Regions from separate parts of the Homo sapiens genome. Here regions 2, 3, 4 and 5 are each linked to region 1. The links are chromatin contacts, found by Hi-C or POLR2A ChIA-PET in ENCODE. All regions are on one chromosome and are shown on one strand. The core of a region is the stretch at or near the end of the contact, and the rest is flanking DNA. Distances in the headings are between cores, read along the strand shown. Region 1 holds the start of TULP3 (TUB like protein 3). Region 2 holds the start of CCND2 (cyclin D2). Region 3 holds the start of NDUFA9 (NADH:ubiquinone oxidoreductase subunit A9). Region 4 holds the start of TIGAR (TP53 induced glycolysis regulatory phosphatase). Region 5 holds the start of FERRY3 (FERRY endosomal RAB5 effector complex subunit 3).

Evidence for each region. Hi-C counts contacts between places; a loop is a spot of excess contacts on that map. ChIA-PET counts read pairs that join two places held with the same protein, here RNA polymerase II (POLR2A). Pooled maps may share reads with other maps.
Region 2: a loop to region 1 is called in a map of ascending aorta, with 4 times the contacts of the local background. The contact joins the promoter of CCND2 here to the promoter of TULP3 in region 1. A Hi-C loop is called at or near these places in 1 of 168 maps with a recorded cell type or tissue (ascending aorta) and 7 of 50 pooled maps. POLR2A ChIA-PET finds 5 or more read pairs at or near these places in 1 of 52 experiments (activated B cell).
Region 3: a loop to region 1 is called in a map of naive thymus-derived CD4-positive, alpha-beta T cell, with 14 times the contacts of the local background. The contact joins the promoter of NDUFA9 here to the promoter of TULP3 in region 1. A Hi-C loop is called at or near these places in 1 of 168 maps with a recorded cell type or tissue (naive thymus-derived CD4-positive, alpha-beta T cell) and 8 of 50 pooled maps. POLR2A ChIA-PET finds 5 or more read pairs at or near these places in 2 of 52 experiments (activated naive CD4-positive, alpha-beta T cell and activated naive CD8-positive, alpha-beta T cell).
Region 4: a loop to region 1 is called in a map of B cell, with 16 times the contacts of the local background. The contact joins the promoter of TIGAR here to the promoter of TULP3 in region 1. A Hi-C loop is called at or near these places in 1 of 168 maps with a recorded cell type or tissue (B cell) and 6 of 50 pooled maps. POLR2A ChIA-PET finds 5 or more read pairs at or near these places in 1 of 52 experiments (activated T-cell).
Region 5: a loop to region 1 is called in a map of naive thymus-derived CD4-positive, alpha-beta T cell, with 8 times the contacts of the local background. The contact joins the promoter of FERRY3 here to the promoter of TULP3 in region 1. A Hi-C loop is called at or near these places in 1 of 168 maps with a recorded cell type or tissue (naive thymus-derived CD4-positive, alpha-beta T cell), 1 of 37 single-sample maps with no recorded cell type and 10 of 50 pooled maps.

The regions. Positions count from the first base shown.
Region 1 is chr12:2,888,673-2,893,307 of GRCh38, forward strand. TULP3 (TUB like protein 3) reads left to right here and starts at 2,219. Exons shown (of 11, transcript NM_003324.5): 1 at 2,219-2,316. The coding sequence starts at 2,276. It overlaps RHNO1 (RAD9-HUS1-RAD1 interacting nuclear orphan 1), which reads left to right. Exons shown (of 3, transcript NM_001252499.3): 3 at 1-852. RefSeq lists an enhancer at 1,615-1,794 and a silencer at 2,065-2,114.
Region 2 is chr12:4,271,637-4,276,011 of GRCh38, forward strand. CCND2 (cyclin D2) reads left to right here and starts at 2,126. Exons shown (of 5, transcript NM_001759.4): 1 at 2,126-2,599; 2 at 4,369-4,375. The coding sequence starts at 2,405. All of the region lies in intron 1 of CCND2-AS1 (CCND2 antisense RNA 1), which reads right to left. RefSeq lists silencers at 241-432, 417-536, 1,317-1,436, 1,967-2,056.
Region 3 is chr12:4,647,864-4,652,469 of GRCh38, forward strand. NDUFA9 (NADH:ubiquinone oxidoreductase subunit A9) reads left to right here and starts at 1,251. Exons shown (of 11, transcript NM_005002.5): 1 at 1,251-1,312. The coding sequence starts at 1,264. AKAP3 (A-kinase anchoring protein 3) reads right to left here and starts at 1,188. Exons shown (of 6, transcript NM_001278309.2): 1 at 882-1,188. RefSeq lists enhancers at 613-662, 943-1,152, 1,021-1,676.
Region 4 is chr12:4,318,738-4,322,936 of GRCh38, forward strand. TIGAR (TP53 induced glycolysis regulatory phosphatase) reads left to right here and starts at 2,476. Exons shown (of 6, transcript NM_020375.3): 1 at 2,476-2,566. The coding sequence starts at 2,535. RefSeq lists an enhancer at 2,068-2,721 and a silencer at 2,187-2,566.
Region 5 is chr12:4,535,750-4,540,622 of GRCh38, forward strand. FERRY3 (FERRY endosomal RAB5 effector complex subunit 3) reads right to left here and starts at 2,720. Exons shown (of 14, transcript NM_020374.4): 1 at 2,660-2,720; 2 at 268-470. The coding sequence starts at 445. RAD51AP1 (RAD51 associated protein 1) reads left to right here and starts at 3,141. Exons shown (of 9, transcript NM_006479.5): 1 at 3,141-3,207. The coding sequence starts at 3,191. RefSeq lists enhancers at 2,355-2,964, 2,965-3,573 and a silencer at 2,700-2,749.

The sequences.
Region 1 (4,635 bases), core at 969-3,468:
ACCAGCCACCATGCCTGGCTAATTTTTTTGTATTTTTAGTAGAGATGTGGTTTCTCCATGTTGGCCAGGCTGGTCTCAAAATCCTGACCTCAAGTCATCTGCTGGCCTTGACCTCACAAAGTGCTGGCCCAGCCGAGATTTGTTTTCTAAGATACTTTGTGTCATGAACAGTTCAGTTTAGTGTCATGAACTATTCACTTCATATTTTTCTTGTATTAACTGTTTAAATTTTTAAAATATCTTGTAGTAACTCTTTAAAATGTATGTAAGTAAATGGCTGCAGAAAGTTTTTTTAGAGAATCCTGCTTCCATCAGTAATACAGCAATATTACCCCATCCACTAATGGTCTTTGTTTCCTTAACCACTACTCATTAATCCTTAATCACCTCATTCAAACTAATTCATTCTGCATTTTTGAGTACCAACTCTTGTCAGGCTCAGTGGCAGCTTCTACGACCTGATGGATGGAAAAAAATCAAACTCTGTGACTCTATGGTTGACTGCCACCTCTGCAACCTTGACTCATCTGCTGAAAAGGCAAGAAGAAGAAAGGGCAGCAAGCCCTGTTTTAGGGACTACATAAGATGAGGGGAGATAAGGGGGACATAGATGAGTTCTTTAGGATTGCGTGTGTTTTGAGTTTTTGTTTCTAACTGAAGAAATCTGTCAATATTAAATAGGGTGGGAAAATGGTTTCTTAGAATAACTGTTCAACTGTGTGTAAATAAGGAAAGTTTTCAATGAGTATTACTTATTGTAATTAATGCAGAAGGACTTCCCCAGTCAACCGAATGTCTCGGCCTTTTACTCAGACAAGTAGCATCTCATTAAACCCATTCATTTAGCATTCATTCAGCTGGACCTACTGTGTCAGGTCCAGCCCCAACTAGATCAAGCAGGGATTACTGTATATTTTACAGATGGGAGTTTGATGCAGAGAATGAACCATGCACAGGTCACACAGTGAGTGCACGCTGACCCAGGCAGTGTAACGGTCCACTCTCAGCGTGTGCCTCCTAAAGTACTAACTTGTAGGTTCAAAACCAATGTGGAAACAACTTTGACCTTAGAACGCCATAAAGCCATTTGTGCAGTGACTTGTCAGGACTCAGGATGTTTTGTAGGGACTATAATGTGCATGTCGGTAGGGAGAAAGGGACTGACATTTGGGGACGGGATTTATTGGAGACAAGAGTACACATTTAGACAGGGGCTCTCACGGTGGGCTATGGATGTTTGAGGAAGGCCCACAGGAGGTAGAAAGGTAGATGGAAAGAGTCTCCAGGACGGGCCCACGCCTGTAATCCCAGCACTTTCGGAGGCTGAGGCGGGTGGATCATTTGAGGTCGGGAGTTAAGAGGCCAGTCTGGCCAACATGGTGAAACCCTATCTCTACTAAAAATACGAAAAATAGCCAGGCAGTAGTGGCCCCTGCCTGTAATCCCAGCTACTCCACAGGCTGAGGCAGGAGAATCGCTTGAGCCTGGGAGGCGGAGGTTGCGGTGAGCTGAGACCGGGCCACTGCACTGCAGTCTGGGCGAGAGAGAAACCCTGTCTCAAAAAATTAAAGTCTCTGGATTCCCTCGTGTGCTTTAGGGGAGTCTGTAGAGCAGGTCTAGGAATGACCTAAAAGCTTGGGCTGGAGTAGGGGAAGCTTAAGTTCTGTGCAGTTGAAGTTCAAGGCCAGCCTATGGAAGATGCGTTTCACTGGGAGTGACTGATGGAGTGGAGAGGGTACCAGAGGGGGTCCACGAAGGCCGCTGGTATCAGGGCAGGGGCCAGAATGGGAAGCGGCAGAGGTCTGTACATCCTCACAGGGCAGACCTCGGGAAGCGCTCTGGGTGGGCTCGGTAAAAATGGCGGGGGTGCGAGGAGCCGTTGCGTGCGTGGCGGTTGGTGCGGTATAGGAGACTCCTCTGACCGGACTCGCCTGCTGGCCGCGCGGCGGGCGAGGCCCAGGCAAAAACAAAGTCTTCCCGCTCAGTACCGGCCCCGCGAGGCGCTCCAGAGGACCAAGCCTTAGCTCGCGTCACCCCACCCCCGCGCAGGCGCGTTTAACTCCCGCTCGCCTCCCGCCCCTTAGCAACCCTCCCGCATCGTTGGGCCCCGGCAATAGCCAATGAGACAGGAGCCACGAGAACACGGACCAATCGGCGGCGGCGACAGTGTGGAACGCGGTTGCCAGGAGGCGGGACGCGGCGGCGTGCCAGCCTAGCCACTCTAGCGACGGCGGGGAAGAGTGTGTACGTGGTGGGGGCTTCCTCGGTGGCGGGCATGGAGGCTTCGCGCTGCCGGCTCAGTCCCAGCGGCGACAGGTCAGACAGGGCCGTGGCAGGTCTCCTCCTGAGCGAGGCGGAGGGGCGAAGCGAGAAGGCGGAGGTCCTCTCCGGGAGCCCTGCGGGGAGAGGGCGGGACTCGGGACTTGGCGACTCAGGGAGGGACTGGTTTCGGCGGCGGGAGGCGACCCCCTCGCCCTACTCCCGTGTGGGGACCCCTTTCTCAAGTGGAGCGGCGGCACTACATCCCGCGCCGTGGGCAGAGACCTTTGGTTCAGGTCCCTGCTTAGGAACTTCTGGAGTTTTCGTGACGGGCTCCCTCGGCCCCTCTGGGCCTCGGGTTTCCCTCGGGGGAGAGGCGCTGGCCCCGCTCAGCTCCCACTGCCCGGCGGTGTCACAGCCGAGAGGGGACCCAGCCCCTCCCGGGAGGCGGTGCGGGTGATGTTTAGTAGCTTGTTCTGACGCCGCTGCTTCGGACGGGTAAAGCTGAATTCTGGAGCAGAGTCCGAGGAGCGGAAACGCGAAACTTCTTTTTCCTCTCTGCTTTCCAGTGTTTGTCCCTGATTCGGGATGGTCTGACTGATTTGCCAGTGGGCCACACCCCTTGTTTGTGCGCCTCTTTCTCTGCCAGAGGGAGAGCCTCGGAAAAAAAAGGATCCAAAATCTCAGCGTGTCACTTTCTTGTTCGCTAGGTTAATGAGAAGTTAATGGGAAGCCGTTTGAAATCATTGGTTAGAAACTTTGGCGTCATCTGAGGATTTAAGCCCTACACGCCAACTGTATACCCCGCTTTTTATTCCATTACCAAGACAAAGATTTGGGGCCAGGCGCCTTGGAACACGTCTATTATCCCCAGCACTTTGGGAGGCCAAGGCAGGAGGATCGCTTGGTCTCAGGAGTTCGAGACCAGCCTGGACAAGATAGCGAGACCCCCATCTCTAGAAAAAAATAAAATAAAATAAAATCAATCAGTCAATCAATTAAAATTTGGCCGGACACGGTGGTGCGCGCCTGTAGTTCCAGCGACTCGAGAGACTGAGGAGGGAGGATTCCTTGAGCCCAGGAGTTCCAAACTCCTGTGTTGGGCCACTGAGCTCGCTAGCCTGGGCAACGCAGTGACATCCTGTCACCTTAAAAAAAAAATGATTTGACGTGTAAGTATTTAGTTTGATATTTCCACTAGTAGATATTTAAACAATTTTAAACCATTTTTAAAAATTGTCACAAAGTTGTTGGGGGTAAAGAACATGTATTTTCCTTTTTCGTCAAGTTCTATTGAGGTGATAGCTGCACTCTGAAATTTGTTCACTGTGCTTTTTTTTTTCCCAAGTCGAGGAAGAAAACTACATTTACAGGTGTAAGTGGTAGAGGAGATAAAGTTAGTATTCAGCATCTCTGGTTGAATTCCGAAAATATTTGTTCAGTTGTGGGCGCTCAGTTTTAATTCCATGAATTTAAAGTAGTAAATTTCATGAGTACCAGATGTTTGATATGACTCAGATTTTTTGGGGAAAAAAAAACGGGATGCGGGATTGACTTTGAAATTGGGACCAAGAGGCTTTTCCTTCCTTTTTTTTTTCTGAGACGGAGTCTCTCTCTGTCGCCAGGCGGTAGTGCAGTGGTGCGATCTCGGCTAACTGCAGCCTCCGCTTCCCGGGTTCAAGTGATTCTCCTGCCTCAGCCTCCTGAGTAGCTGGGACTATAGGCACGCGCCACCACGCCCAGCTAATTTTTGTATTTTTAGTAGAGACGGGGCTTCACCATGTTGGCCAAGATGGTCTCGATTTCTTGACCTGGTGATCTGCCCACCTCGGCCTCCCAAAGTGCTGGGATTACAGGCGTGAGCCACTGCGCCTGGCCCCCTCCTTGTTCTTCCGAAAGAAACTAGCTCTTTAAATTTTATTTTCTTTTCTTTTAATTTTAATTTTTTTTTTTTTTTGAGACAGGGTCTCACTCTGTCGCCCAGGCTAGGATGTGGTGGGCGATCTCAACTAATTTCAACCTCTTCCCCAGGTTAAGCGATCCTCCCACCTCAGCATCCCTAGTAGCTGGGACCACAGGTGCGTGGCACCACCTGGCTAATTTCTTGTATTTTTTGTAGAGGTGGGGTTTCGTCATGTTGCTCAGGCTGGTGTCGAAGTGAGCTCAAGTGATCTGCCTGCCTCAGCCTCCAAAACTTCTGGGATTACAGGCCTGAGCCACTGCACTTGGCCCTAAATTGTAAAATTGACATCAAAGGGGAATGTGTGAGTCACCAAATGTTTCTCCTGCCCTCTGTAATGTTAGTGCAACTTCTATCAGTGTTTAACTCATTTGTTACTAAGAGGGAGTCTCTTGCTTTTTTCTCTTTTTGGGCTT
Region 2 (4,375 bases), core at 876-3,375, 1.4 Mb after region 1:
CCGGGGTGACTCAAAAGCTTAAGTCGGGAAGCCCAACGTGACTAAAACCAATAGGTGATTGTTCGGGGCCGACTGTGTGCGGGTGTACACGGTATTCGGCCCGGGTGTCATCCGCGGCGCTGGACTGTTTCATTTTGAGTTTGCAACTTGGGTTTTTCAGCGAGCTTTTTTTCTTCCTGAAAGCTAATGGCTTCCACAGCAATTAGACATTTTCCTCGCCCGCCCCTTCCCTCCCCTTTCTTTACATATAGGAGATGGGATACTCATTCCCGCTGCTATTGATAAGGTCGGAGGCGGCCGGGCCTCTCCCCAGCTTTCGCCCGCCCCAGCGCCCGCTCTCCCTCCGCCCTCCCTTGGCTTCCTTTTGATGTAGTGGGGAACGCGTCCTACTAAAAAAAAAAAAAAAAAAAAAAAAAAAAAGTAATCTGCCCGGTAACAATCAGCGCGCAGTAGCAGGAGCCCCAGAGCTATTGGCTATGCAAATAGAGGGAGGGGAGACGGCGCCCCAAACTCTTCCTCACCCTTTTAAAGCGATATCCCCTCCTTTCCCCCCCACCACCCCTTCCGCCCCACCCTCGTTTAAAGAGGCTGGCTCCGGGGCCTGAGTTAATCGCTTGCACCTCTAGTTTATTCGCTCCCCTCCTCCGCCTTGCAGGGAACCTAGTGTACGGCTCACCCAGCCCGCGCCCCACCCCGCCTTGCTGGCTCTCCGCGCCCCTGCCCGGGCCCCCTCTCTCGGTGAGGGAGGCACTCAGTCGGCCTCGGTGTGCCCAGAGAGCTCGAGCCACGCCATGCCCGCTGCACGTGCCAGCTTGGCCAGCACATCAGGGCGCTGGTCTCTCCCCTTCCTCCTGGAGTGAAATACACCAAAGGGCGCGGTGGGGGTGGGGGGTGACGGGAGGAAGGAGGTGAAGAAACGCCACCAGATCGTATCTCCTGTAAAGACAGCCTTGACTCAAGCATGCGTTAGAGCACGTGTCAGGGCCGACCGTGCTGGCGGCGACTTCACCGCAGTCGGCTCCCAGGGAGAAAGCCTGGCGAGTGAGGCGCGAAACCGGAGGGGTCGGCGAGGATGCGGGCGAAGGACCGAGCGTGGAGGCCTCATGCCTCCGGGGAAAGGAAGGGGTGGTGGTGTTTGCGCAGGGGGAGCGAGGGGGAGCCGGACCTAATCCCTCACTCGCCCCCTCCCCCTCCCGGGCCATTTCCTAGAAAGCTGCATCGGTGTGGCCACGCTCAGCGCAGACACCTCGGGCGGCTTGTCAGCAGATGCAGGGGCGAGGAAGCGGGTTTTTCCTGCGTGGCCGCTGGCCGCGGGGGAACCGCTGGGAGCCCTGCCCCCGGCCTGCGGCGGCCCTAGACGCTGCACCGCGTCGCCCCACGGCGCCCGAAGAGCCCCCAGAAACACGATGGTTTCTGCTCGAGGATCACATTCTATCCCTCCAGAGAAGCACCCCCCTTCCTTCCTAATACCCACCTCTCCCTCCCTCTTCTTCCTCTGCACACACTCTGCAGGGGGGGGCAGAAGGGACGTTGTTCTGGTCCCTTTAATCGGGGCTTTCGAAACAGCTTCGAAGTTATCAGGAACACAGACTTCAGGGACATGACCTTTATCTCTGGGTATGCGAGGTTGCTATTTTCTAAAATCACCCCCTCCCTTATTTTTCACTTAAGGGACCTATTTCTAAATTGTCTGAGGTCACCCCATCTTCAGATAATCTACCCTACATTCCTGGATCTTAAATACAAGGGCAGGAGGATTAGGATCCGTTTTGAAGAAGCCAAAGTTGGAGGGTCGTATTTTGGCGTGCTACACCTACAGAATGAGTGAAATTAGAGGGCAGAAATAGGAGTCGGTAGTTTTTTGTGGGTTGCCCTGTCCGGGGCCCCTGGCATGCAGGGCTGGATGGAGGGAGAGGGGTGGGGGGTGGCGGGGGACCGCGTTTGAAGTTGGGTCGGGCCAGCTGCTGTTCTCCTTAATAACGAGAGGGGAAAAGGAGGGAGGGAGGGAGAGATTGAAAGGAGGAGGGGAGGACCGGGAGGGGAGGAAAGGGGAGGAGGAACCAGAGCGGGGAGCGCGGGGAGAGGGAGGAGAGCTAACTGCCCAGCCAGCTTGCGTCACCGCTTCAGAGCGGAGAAGAGCGAGCAGGGGAGAGCGAGACCAGTTTTAAGGGGAGGACCGGTGCGAGTGAGGCAGCCCCGAGGCTCTGCTCGCCCACCACCCAATCCTCGCCTCCCTTCTGCTCCACCTTCTCTCTCTGCCCTCACCTCTCCCCCGAAAACCCCCTATTTAGCCAAAGGAAGGAGGTCAGGGGAACGCTCTCCCCTCCCCTTCCAAAAAACAAAAACAGAAAAACCTTTTTCCAGGCCGGGGAAAGCAGGAGGGAGAGGGGCCGCCGGGCTGGCCATGGAGCTGCTGTGCCACGAGGTGGACCCGGTCCGCAGGGCCGTGCGGGACCGCAACCTGCTCCGAGACGACCGCGTCCTGCAGAACCTGCTCACCATCGAGGAGCGCTACCTTCCGCAGTGCTCCTACTTCAAGTGCGTGCAGAAGGACATCCAACCCTACATGCGCAGAATGGTGGCCACCTGGATGCTGGAGGTAGGTCGGGGGGTGGCGCTCGCCAGGAGCCAGGACCCCTCCGGATGCTCGGGTCCCCGGCCGGAGCCCTAAACCTGGGAGAGGGCAATCCCCGCGCCGGCCTCCCGGCTCCTGTGCGGGAGTTTACCGCGCGCCTTCTGGCGAGACGCGTGGCTTTATTTCTGTTCCTCTCCAGATAAACTGGGGAGGCAGAGGGGGGAGGAAAATCTGGGAGAAGCGAGGCTGTCCTGGGCGGGGGTAGGGGAGCATCCCGCGCGCGTGTTCCTGCATGTGGCTGCCTCTTCTTCCCACCCCCCTCGCGACCTGTCTTTTGCGAAGCCGCCGCGGCTGCTTGCGCTGCGGCCAGGAAGAGAGTCGGGGCCTGAAATCGGGACCCCGAGTAGAAAGGCAACCCCCCCCAAAAGGCCAGAGCAAATTCGTCTTGGCCTCAGGTCCCCGCCTGTGGTCGCGACTCCGCGCTGGCACTTCACCGGGGAGGTGGAGGGAGGAGGGAGAAGGAGAGAAACGGGGAATTCGGGAGCCCCGGAAGTCCCATTGAAGAAACGCGTGTTTCAGGGGAACCCAAAAGAACCGCTTCTTGCCCCTCACTCCAAGTCTTTGCCCAGCGAGCCGTGTGCCCACGTATGCACAGCTCTGGACCTGCCGTGGTTTCGCCATGTTGCTTTGCAAACTCCCTTTGGAAAGGCTGGGAAACGTCGCCCGCTTACCCTCGCACCCCATTATCCCGGCCACCCCACTTCTAATCGTGCCCTCTCCCCCACCCCCCACCTCACGAAGATTACTTACAGTTTGGTTTTCCAGCTTCCTCGGTGCGGAGATTTGGGTGGGGTAGGAAGGGGGGGAGGGGGTGTGTGTAGGGGGGATACCGGGTCACCCCTGAAGGAGAGGTGGGAGCCCCCCGTGCCTCTTTCCAGGGCTCTCTGCTCCCGTCTTTCCCCTCGCTCGTCACCGCGTTCCCTAGTTTCTGTCCTTGTGGGCCGCAGCCGGACACTCCCGCCGCGGCGCTCACCCCTTCAAGTTTCCTCCCGGGATCCAAAGCCCCAGGGGTCGGAATACAGACCTTTCTGGCACCCGAAACCTCTGTTTCGGGAAGCCTGGCTCTTCTTTGGGGTTTTCACGCCAAAAGGGCTTTTCTAGGATATTTCCTCGATTTTTAATTATTTTTTGAAACCATCCCCCCCTGCTCCGACTCCAGCTGCCGAGGCTGCGGCGCTCTTCCTCCTCTCCTCCCTCCCCCTCTCTTCCCCACCTCTCCTCACCCGCCCCCCCAAAAGCGGCCCCTGGGCCGCAGGGACCCCCCCAGACATTTTTTCCAATTGTCGGGAATGATAGAGGAGGATCTGGGGATCCGGATGAGACCAAGAAGTGGACCCCCGGAGCCTCCAGAATATTTTTATTGATTTTTTGAAAAGATGACGAAATCCAAAAAAGAGTGAGTGAGTTAGAGTGCGCGAAGGAGTAGCCAAAGGGAGCGTCGCGGAGCTGCCGCGGCTGCTGCGCACTTCTCCGACTCCCCGTTTTGGAGCTGTAGTTCACCCCCTTTTATAGGATCCCTGGGAATACCAAAGCACTGATGGGCTATTCTGATTCACTCCAGTTTCCTCATCTTTGTTCTTTATTCTTATCACGCATTCTGGTCCCCTCCCCCTCCCACAAAAAAAAATTAATTTTTTTTGTTTCGATAGATTACGCTTTTTTATTCTTTTTCTCTTTTGCTGATGCTATGCTCTCCACCCCCGCCCCCCAACCCTTTCCCACTCCCATTATAGGTCTGTG
Region 3 (4,606 bases), core at 1-2,500, 1.8 Mb after region 1:
GATAGAGTGGAAACAGCCAAGATTTCAAGCCTAGTAATAAGCAACTTCTACATCCCTACTCATCACAGGCCTTTTTGTCTATCCCAGAAACACATACTTTTCCTGAAAAAACAAAGCACTGGAAGGATTACCAAGTCTAGAAAGAACCCGCCCTCCCCAAACTAGGTGGTTTTCTGATAAGCCTAAGGTATGTTTCACAGGATCACTGGTTGCCATCTCCTACCCAGCAATCTGGAGAGGTTGACCAGAATAAAGTATTTTAAAATCCAAGCGCTTAGTCTAACCTGGAATTTCCTCAGTTTCTAGATGGCTCTTTGTAGAACAATGCAGATTCTCAAAGGTGACCACAGTTAAAGAAAAAATTACAAGCCATTGCGCTAGAGAGAGCCATCTGCAGTTTCTCCTTAGACAGATGTTCAGATGGCACACATGGCCACTAAATTTGCATAATATTTCAGGAAGTTCACAGATTTCCCGAAGCCCACTCATGAATCACACTTCTGGTTAAGAACTCCTAGATTCATATGCTAGTTGGTGATAAGTGCTTTGGTATATAAACTTAAACCAAAAATTGGTGGAATAATTACCACCTTGGATAGGATGGTCAGAGAAGTTTTATCCGAAGAGGTCACTTTTGAGCAGAGACTTGAGCTGGTGCAGACACCTGAGTGTGCATTCCAGGAAACGCGAACAGCAGGCGCAAGGGTCCCTATGAGAGAATGTGCTTGGCGGGCTCGACGCACATTTATTTACTTGGGACACACCCTATTTTGGTTTCTCTTCTCCACTTTTCCCCTCGTTCTTGTCCCCCCTTTTCTCTCTCCTGGGCCCTGGATCTCCTGAGCGCGGAGGGCTACGCCTCCTTCTTCCTCCGGACTCACCAGGGCTGCCAGCTTAGCTTACATTTTCAGGGAACAGGAAACTGAGAGTCAGGAAAGGTGAGCTCTTCTACCTCGGGTCTTGCCATTTTGCATGTCCTGAGTCAGTCACTGGTTAACTCTGAACTTCAGGTTCCTCGGCAATTAGAGATTATAAATAGCCTATACAGCCTATTCCAGATCTGAGATTCCAACAGCCAAAGTCTTTTCACTTCCTTTCTTCCCCCTCTCCTTCACTTTCCCAGCTTTCTTCTTAACCAACAATCTACCCGAAACCGTCGTTTCTTGGTTAGCGCTTGCGCAGACAGGCGAGAAAGGTAAGTTTTGACCCAGCTTAGCAGCCGTAGTCAGCCGGGAGTGCTGTCGTGGGGGATTGTGGGAAAAGATGGCGGCTGCCGCACAATCCCGGGTTGTCCGGGTCCTGTCAATGTCACGTAAGTGTTACCGGGAACGGCGGCCCCTGGTCGGGATTCCGAGACGGGGATTTAAGGTTTTGGAAGTGGCACCGTGCTGCAGCGGTCACGCCAACTTCCTAGGCACACTCTGGTTTCTCTAGGTTTGGAGCTGCCTCAGTCTGGTTTCTCCTTTCGCTTTCCGCTTCCCCGGCTCACATATTCAATTGTGCACCACCTTGGGAGGGGACAAAAGATCTTAAGCAGCTGTAAGCGAAGAGGAGAATGCGGGGGACACGTTAGGGATCGAGAGAATCAGAATTCTGATATGGTTGTAAGGGTTTAGGGTTATGAGAAATATTTGTATGGGGCGGGGGGAGAAATGTGTAAGGGAGGGAAAAAAGGCTAGTGGCGAGAGGTTTTCTTAGATTGATTTTATGACCTTGTGCAAACCCTTAATGGGTCTCAATTCATATGAGCACAATGGAAATGATAATATTACAATACCAGGGAGTCTCTGATAAGATTAAATGAGCTAATATTTGTAAAAGCATCCTTTTACCCAAAAGCGTCTCTACGGATGTAGAATGTGTTCGGCAAAGTGCGTTGGGGTCTGGGGGAGAGAGTGATGTTTGAGGAGAGAAGAATCAGGAGCTTGGTGGAAAGGAAAGTGAAGAATGAAGGCTATGTTAGAATTTGTTAGCATTATTTAGTTTCTCTTCTGTTCTGATTGGATCTGCTCCCACTCCTCAAACTGAAAACATACATTTGTCCTTCCACTCACTAAAAAGCAAGGAAATTAGAAATACGGTTACACTTCATCATTGTCCTTTCACCCTCTACTCTTCCACAAACATATTCCAATCAAACCCCCAAAGTTGTATTTTTCTTAGTGTATTTTAGTCGTTACAGAATATCATTTGCTTTCAAAATTGGCTCATGTCAGAATCACTCGTAAAGCTTTATAAAAATTAGAAATGAGGACTGAGTGTAGAGCTATTGAGTCAGAATTTGTGAGATTAGCTCCTTGCACCTTAAATTTTTAAAAGCACCACAGATAGGCTTGATGTTCAGCCTGAGGCAAGAATTAGGAGTGTTTAGAGGATCCTTTTTTTTTTGTTTTCCATCTTGGGTAGAACTCCTGCATACCACTGGGAAGGTGGTGGTGCACATCACTTATAGTGGATGGTTTTGTAGTCACAATGTCTTTGCAAAGACATTTGCTGGTTCTTGTTAAACTATTACAATTGTATGACGTAATGTAGATTGTGAATGGTAATCACTATTTATTGAGTACCTGCTATCTGCAATCTCCAGTTCTAGGTATTTTTATTAATTTTCCTCTTTTAACTTACTTTCCTCTGACTGACACCATAGCTTGTGTTCTTAACCACTCTGCGTTATTGTCTGGTAAAGTAAGTTTTTGAGTAAATTCTGTAGAGGCAAGTCTAGTATGTAACATAATCCACACACTATAGGACAGAACTGTGTAAGACAACTATATATAGTTAAGTGTGGCAAGACTATTAAGTATCACAGGAAATCATAAAAGGGAAAGATTAGTATCATTTGAGGTACTGAGGGATGATTGGAAGACCAGTGGAGAATTGTAGTGCTCCCACTGGTCTCTTTAGGGCTGTTATGATCTGGAAAGTCCTCTGGCAAAGACAAGTGGGTGAGAATGGAGTCATGAGGTATTCAAGAGGCAGTGAAATGACTACCTGAATATCTGGGATAGTGGAAAAGGAGGTTGAATGTGTTAGATGGGATCAGACAATGGAGACCTTTGAAAGCCAAGCAGAGTTTAGATCGGTAGTCTCCAAAGGGAGTTGTGCAAGAGGACCTAATAAGTTGTGGAAATATAAATTAGAACTCCTAAAAATTGCTTTCTATAGTAATAATAGCTAACACTTATGTAGTTTAAACTGTATGCCACACACTATTCTAAGTAATGTATGATTTATAATGTGTATATCATATTGGTACTACATAGAACGTGCATATAATTTTTTAAATAAATACTTAAAAAAATTAATGCAGTGTGCAAGCAAATATGTCTGGACTATTGGTTTGGGTATTGCAGTAGGAAACTAATGTAGGTTTTTAAGCAGAGAAATATAATGAATATATAATTAATAAAGAATATCATTCTTCTAATAGTACTCATAATAAATGGAAGAAAGTGGAGAGGCTGGAACCAAAGAGAGTAATAATTTATATTTATTGAGCACCTAGTATTTGCAAGGCACTGTGACAGATGCTTGCCCATATGTTATTCTCATTAACCCTTTAAACTGTGAGCTTCATGAAGCCAGGGTTTTGTATTTTACTGTGATAGTCACAGTTTCTAGAATAATTCTTGGCCCATAATTATTAAAAAAAAACAATAGCCATGTGAGGTTAGTGTGACATTACCTTCTGAGAAATTTCAAAGTAATAAAAGCAACTATTATTCATAGAATGCTTAATGTGCTCTAGGTAATGTGCTACGTGGTTTATGTATGTTTAATCCTCTTAACAGTCCTTTGAGGTATTAATTCCTCAACTCAAGTAATTCTTCCCAGTTCATTGACTCTGCCATCTTTTGCCTGTCTTATCCTATGTCCTCATTTCCTTACTCTTCACTCTTATCATTCCCTTTTATGCATCCTCAACTCCCCAGCCCAACTCCCATTGTCGTAAAAAACATTGACCCTGATTAAACAAAACTTTCCACGTAATTTGCTGCCTGCCACTGAGCAATGGAGAACGGGGCTAGGGAAAACTTCAGACTAACTGGCCTTATTTTAAATTCATGAATACAAATCTCAAGTAGATTTTCAGTGCTACATTTTTCTAGGAAATTTGGTTTCCTTGTCTCCATAATCATTACTTAACATAGCGAGTTTCCTAAAACCTCTAACATGTGCTTTTGTCTCATTCTCAGCTTTACAGAGAAATCAAAGGAATCAGATGAGAACAGTCATTTTCCCACCATAAACTCTAATAGTTGATATGTGATAATTCTTTGCCTTTTCTCTTGTTACAGTGGGTGAGCTCCTTCTGTTCCAATCTGTGGCCAGTTCCTTCACTTTGCATTCAATCTTATCCTCTCTCAACTATTCATTCCCTTTCCTGAATCAGTAATTTTCTACCTCTACCATGGAAATCATGTCATTTCCATCAGCACATAAATGTTAACTCATATTTAAAACAAACAAACAAACCTATTCCTGTCCTTGTTTTCTCTAGTTCCATTTCTCCTTTTTCAGAAGGATTGTGTATACTCCTCATCTACTTCCTTGCCTCACAGCCTCTCTTGTTTGCTCCAGTCTGGCTTTCAGTCCCACTAATCCA
Region 4 (4,199 bases), core at 1,226-3,725, 1.4 Mb after region 1:
GCCTGGCAAAGGTCTCCAGACGATTCTAATGTAAAGATAGGTTTGAGGACCTCTAAACTAGTTCTGTGTCACCGCTGACCAGTTGTGTGAGCCTAGACAAATCGCTGTCTCTCTCTCGGCCATATTTCTTTTTTTTTTTTTTTGAGATGGGGTCTTGCTCTGTCACCCAGGCTGGAGTGCAGTGTTGGAATCTCGGCTCACTGCAACCTCTGCCTCCCGGGTTCAAACGATTCTCCTGCCTCAGCCTCCCTAGTAGCTGCGACTACAGGCACGTGCCACCATGCCCGGCTAATTTTTTGTATTTTTAGTAGAGATGGGGTTTCACCGTGTTAGCCAAAATGGTCTCTATCTCCTGACCTGCAGATTCTCCTGACCTGCCTTGGCCTCCCAAAGTGCTGGGATTACAGGCGTGAGCCACCATGCCCGGCCATATTTCTCATCTCTAAAGTGAAGATAATGTAGCCTATCCTGTCTACCTTAGAATTGTTCAGAAGGCCAAATGTGATATTACATGTAAGACTGTTTTGAAATGTGTGCCTATGAATCTAAGTATCTCATTCATCTCTTCTCTAAACACATCTTTTCATATATAAGTGGGGATTCAAGGAAATAAATGCATTATGAAATACAAGAATTTAGGTAACAGTGCATGGAAGACAATGTCACCTAGCTAACATTATTGTTACTTGTGTCACATTGCTAGGTACTGCTATCCCAGTTTACCTGTCACAAAACCCAGGGTTAGAGAAGCTCATGTTATAAATAAACTTTCAGTGCCACAAAAGAAATAGCACTCGAATATAAAATTTTCTTTTTAATTCTCAGCAAGGCAAGGTACTTCTATAGAAGGGTGCGTCCTTACAGATGGAGCAATGGTGAGCGCACACTTGGACAAGGGAGGGGAAGGGGTTCTTATCCCTGACGCACGTGGCCCCTGCTGCTGTGTAGTGCCCCACCGCACAGGCTAAACTAATTCCGATTGGCTAATCTAAAGAGAGTGATGGGGGTGAGTGGTTTGGCGGGAAAAACAGTTATGACAGAGCAGGTAATCTGAGTCAGGGTGGCGTAGGTAATGGGAAGGAGTCAGGGTGGAGTAGGTAATGGGAAGGAGTCAGGGTGGAGTAGGTAATGGGAAGGAGTCAGAGTGCAGCAGGTAATCGAAAAAGGTTGTGGCCGGGCGCGGTGGCTCACGCCTGTAATCCCACCACTTTGGGAGGTCGAGGCGGGCGGATCACGAGGTCAGGAGATCGAGACCATCCTGGCTAACACGGTGAAACCCTGTCTCTACTAAAAATACAAAAAATTAGCCGGGCGTGGTGGCAGGCGCCTGTAGTCCCAGCTACTCGGGAGGCTGAGCCAGAATGGCGTGAACCCGGGAGGCGGAGCTTGCAGTGAGCCGAGATCACACCACTGCACTCCAGCCTGGGTGACAGAGCCAGACTCCATCTCAAAAAAATAAATAAATAAATAAAAAAGAGAAGGTTGCTTTAGGAGGAAGTTAAGTTTAAAAGTAAAAAGCAAAGAATTGAACATACTGACATATTGATTCTTTGAAAAGAAATTTAGAACTCATATCTAACATGAAGCAACTCCCTCAACGTTCTGAAGGCTATTAAAGAGAAATTATTCATCTGAGGCTTGTTAAAAACGGCAAGACTTTACTCAAGACTACTGCAATAGGTGAGAGAGACTGAATTCGACTCTAGAATACAACCGGGACCAGTGGAGATTTATAGCCAGGGGGCGGGATGGAAGGGATGAAAGAGAAGATGGGAAATTACCAGAACGTGGTAAGCTATCTGGGGGAGGGGGAGGAGGAACTTTACTAGATATCAAGGGCCTTAGAAGAGAGCATCAACAGTGAGGTCTCTCTTGATAAACAGGCTTAGCAGGATTCTTTGGTAAAACCAGGCTCAGCAGGCCGAGGATGCCGTCTAGTATAGAAAAGGCCTCAAAGGAGCCCGACTAAAGTTTGGTCACGGAGGGCGTCTGTCCCGGCGGAGTTGGGGTGGGTGGGTCTAAGTCTACAGACCTGGCCGACGCTACGTCCCTAAGGTTAGGGACTAACAGACCTCATAGAACACAGTCTGTTGGTCGCTGTACACCCGTGAGGGGTTCATCACAGTGGCCAGCTATAAGACGAACGGTTGCATTCCAGCCTCAATCGCAACAACCACAAATCAGTGCGCCGGCTTCCTTATCTGCCCCGAACGCAGGCTGCCGGCTATCGAGGGAAGGAATCCTACCGCGGACTCCGCGGGCGGGGCCTCCCGCACCTGCCGCGCGCCAATCACAGGCCGGCGCGCAGGGGCGCAAGCGCCGCAGCCCTGGGCGGGGCCCCCGTGGCTCCCTCGTCTCCCCCGCCCCGTCGGCCTCGCCCGGCCCTGAGTGGCCTTCGGGGATGACGTGCGAGGCCGCCTCGGCCTATGGCGGCGGAGCCGGCCGGCTGCTTGGCGGAAGTGGTGTGGGGGAGGTAGCCCGCAGTGCAGGGGCAGCGCGGCGCGGGGCCACCGACGGGACGCGGCTCCGGGAACATGGCTCGCTTCGCTCTGACTGTTGTCCGGCAGTGAGTATGGCTGTGGCAGGATGTCTTTCTCTCTCTCTTCCTTGAGTGTGTTGGAGCGGGTGAAGGGAAAACGGGTCCACCACCCTCTCCCCTCCCTGCTCGCTCCAGCCCGGGAGGGCTGGCTTGGAAGCGCTTTTTCCGGGGCGCTTGCCCTGGGGCCGTCCCGTGTCGCCCCTCCTCTCACCCCAGCAGCCCCGAGGGACGACGGCAGGTCTTAGATAGCTTCGTTCCGTGTTTCAGATAAAGTGAGGCCCGGAGGAGCAAGGGATCGGGGTTCGTAGGCACTTGGTGGCTGCACCAAAAACGGTGCCAGACATGTCCACAGACTTGTCTGGGTACCGATTTTGCTCCCCAGCAGATTGCAAAGAGTTTGCAGAATTGCTCGTCCATGGCTGATGTTTTTGATGCCGGCTGCCTTCCGCTATCCTCTCAGTTTCTGAGGTTCCCCCTCGTTTCCCCAGGCAGTCAGCCCCCCAGGCACATATATGAGACTTCTTTCTTTTCCCCAGAGGTTACAGTTCTGGGAGAGAAAAGAGGATCACAGCTCTGATCTCAGCAGACCGTATCATCCCAAATAAATGTTTTTATTATCATAACGTTACACGGAGCTGCATGCTGATAGGTCTTTATGTATTTGCCAAGTGTTAACGGGAGGTGAAAATCAGGGTAGTTAAGAGCACAGATTTTTATTTTTATTTTTTTTTTTTTGTGAGATGGAGCCTCGCTCTGTCACCCAGGCTGGAGTGCAGTGGCGCTATCTCTGCTCACTGCAACCTCCCGCCTCCGGGGTTCAAGCGATTCTCCTGCTTCAGCCTCCCGAGTAGCTGGGATTACAGGCATGCGCCACCACGCCCGGCTAATTTTTGTATTTTTAGTAGAGACAGGGTTTCGCCATGTTGGTCAGGCAGGTCTGGAACTCCTGACCTTAAGTGATCCGACTACCTCGGCCTCGCAAAGTGTTGGGATTACAGGCATGAGCCACCGCGCCCTGCTAAGAGCACAGATTTTTCAGGCAAGGTAGACCTCGGTTGGAGTCTGTTCTCCAGCTAAGAGCCAGGTAGCCTGGACTTAAGTTTCCTGATATGCAAATGATAGTGCGTATCTCACTACTTTAATGCGAGAATTAAATGGGGGACAGGTAAAGTGTATGATGCAACAGGGAAAGAAATATATCTGAGAAATAACTTCTATAAAGAAAGCTCCAATAAAAGTGCAGTTGATTCCCAAATACGAACGTATAGTTCAGCACACCAGCATTTTGAGTAGGTAATGTGTGCCAGTAGACTGGATCATACAGATAAATAACATACCATTTCTGCATTCATGGAGCTCACAAAGGACATTAATATGATTTAACTTTGTCAATTGACTTTAACAGCTATCTTTTCTGGCCTGTCCTTCCTTTATAAGAAAGATAATCTTAAGAATCCTCTAAAATTGTCTGTTTAGGATTAGCAGGATTTTAATGGCTACCTTAGAAATCTAGTTCCTCACTATCTCTTCTCCCACCCCTCTCGGTTGTATAGAATGCCTTGGGAGAATTCTTAACTTACTAAAGGTCACACAGCTAATCGGTAGCAGAACAGGAACTAGAGGCCTGATCACCCTTTCTTCCAATGTTAGTGCACTTTCT
Region 5 (4,873 bases), core at 1,470-3,969, 1.6 Mb after region 1:
TTCAGAAGAGCTCCTCTAATTCCAAACTTTGTAGCTAATTTTTCATTATAAAATCTAATTTTTATATTTTATAAACAACTACCACTTATAGGAAAAAACACTCAATAAAAGAAAGCTCTGGAGAAATGTTTTTATTCTTGGAATCAGTTCCTATGTTATGGCTGTTTCCAAAGCTTCTTAGGTTTATGCTTTCTAATATGAAACTTCCAATGACAGACTATTGAAACTAATAAAGTGGTGTTACTTAAAAAAAAAAACAGTCCTCACCTTTTTCTATAAAGCACGGTAAACTGTGCAGCAGCATCAGACGTCCATGCAAATGACTGGCATTCTCTTGAACAGGAAATTTGAGTGGCACTCTCAGTTCTAAGCACTGACTTCCTACTTTAAATTTATATACAAATTCTCTCTCTCTATTGCAGAATCTTTCTCTGTTTTTCTTCATATTCTTTGACAGGATTTCTACAGAACTAACAAAAAAGCAGTAGGTTATAAGTCCATAAAGAAATTATGTTTCATTATTGCTGTCCCATTTCTAAGAAAACATTCCACCATTCAAGAGATTTTGTCTATGAGCCAATTATTCTAGTTTTTCCCAAGTGTTTATCCCTGTACTTCCATCTTCATGATGAAAACAAAGTGCTTCTTTAAAAAAAAAAAAAAAGACACTTTGTTTTAAACTTGATTTAAGAAAAAAAATTATGGCCATAAAGTACTTTATATTCCAAGGCAGGGTTCTCAATAATAGGGAAGGACCATGGAGAGAAGAGCAGAGAGAATTCTTAGGGAGAGTTCATGGGTGGGGAAATACAAAGCTTAAGAAACCGTTGGTAAAAAGAAAGTCAAAGAAGCAGATCAGGGACCAAGGAGTGATCCTGGAGAACTTAGAGGTTGTGGTCATGAGATCCGACTGGGGGAAGGGGAGTAAGAAAGTGTTAGAAAGATTTCCATGTGGGAAGAAGATACACAGAAAAGAGAGAGTACAGGACCTCCACTTCCGGCCCACACCCCAAAGGCAAACTAGACACTACTAAGGAAGAAGAAAATCTAGTTAAAGGCAGTAAGAATCAACATCAATTAAAGATTTATTTATTCATCAGCCTTGTAACTGGACTTCCTATGGCTAGGCTTTCTCCCATCAAATCAGTTCTTACATTATTTTCTACACTGAAGTTATAGTAATCTTCCTTTTTAAAAAAGGAATATACTTATCTGATCATGTTGTTCATCCGCTTAAAAACTTTCTATGACATTCCATTGCTCTCAGGATAAAATGCAAACTCTTTATCCCAGTTTACAACACCCCTGCTTATATTTCCACTCTTCTCTCAGAAACTGCACCTCTCCTTCCTAATACACAAATTCACAAATTTTATTTTCCAGCCATTCTGAACTTCTGTCAACACCAAACTTCTCCTTCCATGCCGAATCTTTTTGAATGCCTTTTCCTTTGCCTAGAGCACTCTTACTGATCTTAATTTCATTGGATAACAATTGCTAATTCTTCAGGTCTCAGTTAAGCCTCTAGGAAGACTTATCCAACTCCCTAAAACTGGATTGGGTCCCGACAGGCTCTCATATTAGCCTAGACTTATTTGAATCATGGCACTTATCACGCTCTATTTCTTACTCTTGGCTAGAAAACAGTCTTCTTGAAGTGGAAGGAATACTGTCTTGTATTCCATGTATTAGGCAGGATGTTGCGAATGGCAAGAACTAATAAATAATTGTTGGATTGTATGGCGTTTTTATTTTATGGTGCTCACTGGAAAAATAAAGAACAAAAAATTATTCATACGGTTATTTAAAAAGATATCACCTGAAATATAAAAAAAACTCAAAGGACTTTTGTACATGTCGTGGGGCGGGGCTAAGTTGAATTATCCAGACTATATTTTCAAATCTGTATGTAGGCTATACACAAAAATCTTCGTCTATTTCACCATAATGCAAAGAGATAGGGTATTTGTTTTACTCAGAAAGAATTAAAATTAAACGTAAAGCAATACAAATTTTTATAATGTTAGAAAACTACCAAAACTACATAAAGGTATATTCTATGATGTAGAAATTTCATTCCTAAGTATATATCCAAATACACACACACGCATATGTTCGCTAAAGTACACCCAGAAGAATGCTCATATAAGTTTTATTTATAATACCCCAAACTGGAAACAACCAAAATGCGTATTAGTAGGAGAATAGTAAACTTGTTTATTTTATGAGATAAATACTACACAGCAATAAAAAAGAATCAACCACTGATAAATGCAAAAATATGAATGAATCAGGAATGTTGAAAAAAAAAAGAGAAGGCAGACACAAAAGCTCTGGTTCAACATTTAGACTTGTGTTTCAAGAAACTGATAACTTTAGTTCTTTCTCCTCTCGCTCTTTTTTTAGACTAATGGTCTATCCTGAAGCCTGGGTTCAGTTTTAGCAACCGTGAAATCCAGGAAGGTTTCCCATAAGAAAATGGGATGGAAGGTCTGGACCGAACACACACAGCCAACAGAGCGGAGGCTCTGAGGCTCACATTAATCAGGGAAAAGGAAGACAGACGGTCGAGCTGAGAAACTTCAGCCGGGTGAGGGGACTAATCCCTCTGTAACGGTTGTCAGTCTGAAAGGGCATCCTCACTCGGTTCTGGGCTCACCTCGTCTAGTTCCGAAGTCCTGGGCAGTCCGCTCACTCGAGCTGTCAGCGCGTCCTGCACTGGGAAACCAGCTGACTTGCCGACATACTTTTTCCACACCGCGGATCCGCGAACGTAGATTCGCCACATCCTTTTCTATTTCCTGGCATCTTGTAGAAAATTTCTCAGTCCAAGTGCCCCTATGTCCCAACCTGTTTCAATTTAACAATTTGAAAGGTGCAATAAGGTGTATTTCTATTGTTATTCTGTATTTCAGAGACAGGGCAAATCCGCCGTTGTGACGAAAGTGCAGGGACAAAGCACAAACTCGGCTCTGGTGGACCGGATACGGAAAAGCGGTGCCTTGGGGAGGGCGGGAGCAAATTCGCTTTCCCCACAGCGCGTGCGCCGCCGCAAGCATGGCTGGTGATGATTGGACGACTGGTAACAGGGGGCGGAGGGCTCCGAAGTCTGGTTTTGGGCGGGAATTGAAACCGCCGCTGAAGCCAACAAGAATTTGAGAACTGTAAATACCAAGCCTTGAAAGGGACCATGGTGCGGCCTGTGAGGTGGGTAGTTCCTGACATTCGTCGGGGGTGGGAGGAAAACTAAGGGAAAAGACATGAGACTAAGGGGAAAGGATCGAGTAAGACCGGAGGGCAGCGATGGTGGGGTTAGGATGGACGGTTATCAAGAACCCAGTCTCCAGTGAGAGCCACCCGTTGCTCAGAAGTATCCTAGCATCGTAGCTTTTTCCTTCTCTTTGCCTCCCTTCACAACCGTCGCCGTTTCTTTTACCAAGACCTTGTTAGCGTTTGAACAGCGCTTTACATTTCACCGAGCGCCCAATTATGTGTTATTTTATTTGTTTATCACTGTAGTTATTTGATATAGAAAGAGTAAGCATTCCTGTTGTATTGATTTAACATTTCTACGTATAGAGGGTAAGTTATCTGAGTCATACAGCCCAGTAAGTGGCAGGGCAATACTCAAACCTAAGTCATCTCACTCAAGATCCTCTGTGCTTTCCATCGTGGTATTAGAAACGATTCTTCTATTTACACAGTTGAGTGCCATGGAAGCCTATAGTTAGCCATTCATTTAATAAAGTTATTGAATATATTCACTTCTTTAGTGTACGAGGTGCTGGAGGTTACATTCCAGTGGGAGGTGAGGTTAGGGGGCCGAAAATAAGCCTCGAAATATGAGAGTGCGAAAGAGGAAAGCACTACTTTAAATATAGTAGTTAATATGTGACTCTGAGGCGATAATGCATGCACTGAGTCATGAATCAGGGTAGAGGGAATAGGAGCCAAGGCCCCATACTTGACCATATTTTAGGGACAGTCTAATGCTATAGGATTAACAAGCAGTGGGGAGAATCGTAGGGGGATTAGGCCAGAGAAATAGGCAGGTGCCAGAACAGATAGGGTCTTGTAAGTCTTAGAAAGGAGTTTAGGTTTTATTTTAAGTCAATGGGAAGTCAGTGGAGGGTTTTAAGTAGGGGAGAGGAATCTAAGTTTGCTTTTATAAAGGTCACTGGCTGTTGGTGGAGAATAAATGATGGATAGGGTGACCAGAACGGGAGCAGGAAAATCAGGTATTATATCATTGGAGAGCGGTTTGGGATAGGGTATTATTAGTGGGCATGGAATGGAACAGATGAATTTGGGATGTATTTCGGAGGCACTGTGGACAGAACTTGCTGATGAAGTAGATGTACAGGTAAGGGAAAGAAAGAATCAGAGATGACTCCACAATAGTTTTGGTCTGAGCTACAGGATGGATGATCTTTGTATTAAGATAGGGAAGACTAGGAAAAGGAAGGTTAGGAGGTGTGAGGGATCAAGATTTCTGTTTCGAACATGCTGAATTTGAAATGGGTTTTAAGCATCCAGGCAGTGGAGTCATAATCCCTTTGTAAGGAACAGCAGTTGTTAAAGTATGGTCTACAGACCTCTGTGGGTCCCTGGAAACTTCTCTAGAGGTCTATGAGGTCAAAACTCCTTTCATAACAATACTAAGATATGATTTGCCTTTTTCGCTGCTTTGTCATTTGCACTGCAGTGACCCCGATAAAACTGCTGGCACCTCAGAACAATTAAGGCAGTGGCACTAAATTGTACTACTAGTCTTTGCAATGTTTACTGCCATACTCTTAAAAGTAAAAAAAAAAAAAAAAATCATTTCAGTTAAGAATATGCTTGATGAAGTAGTGGAAATTATTATATTCAT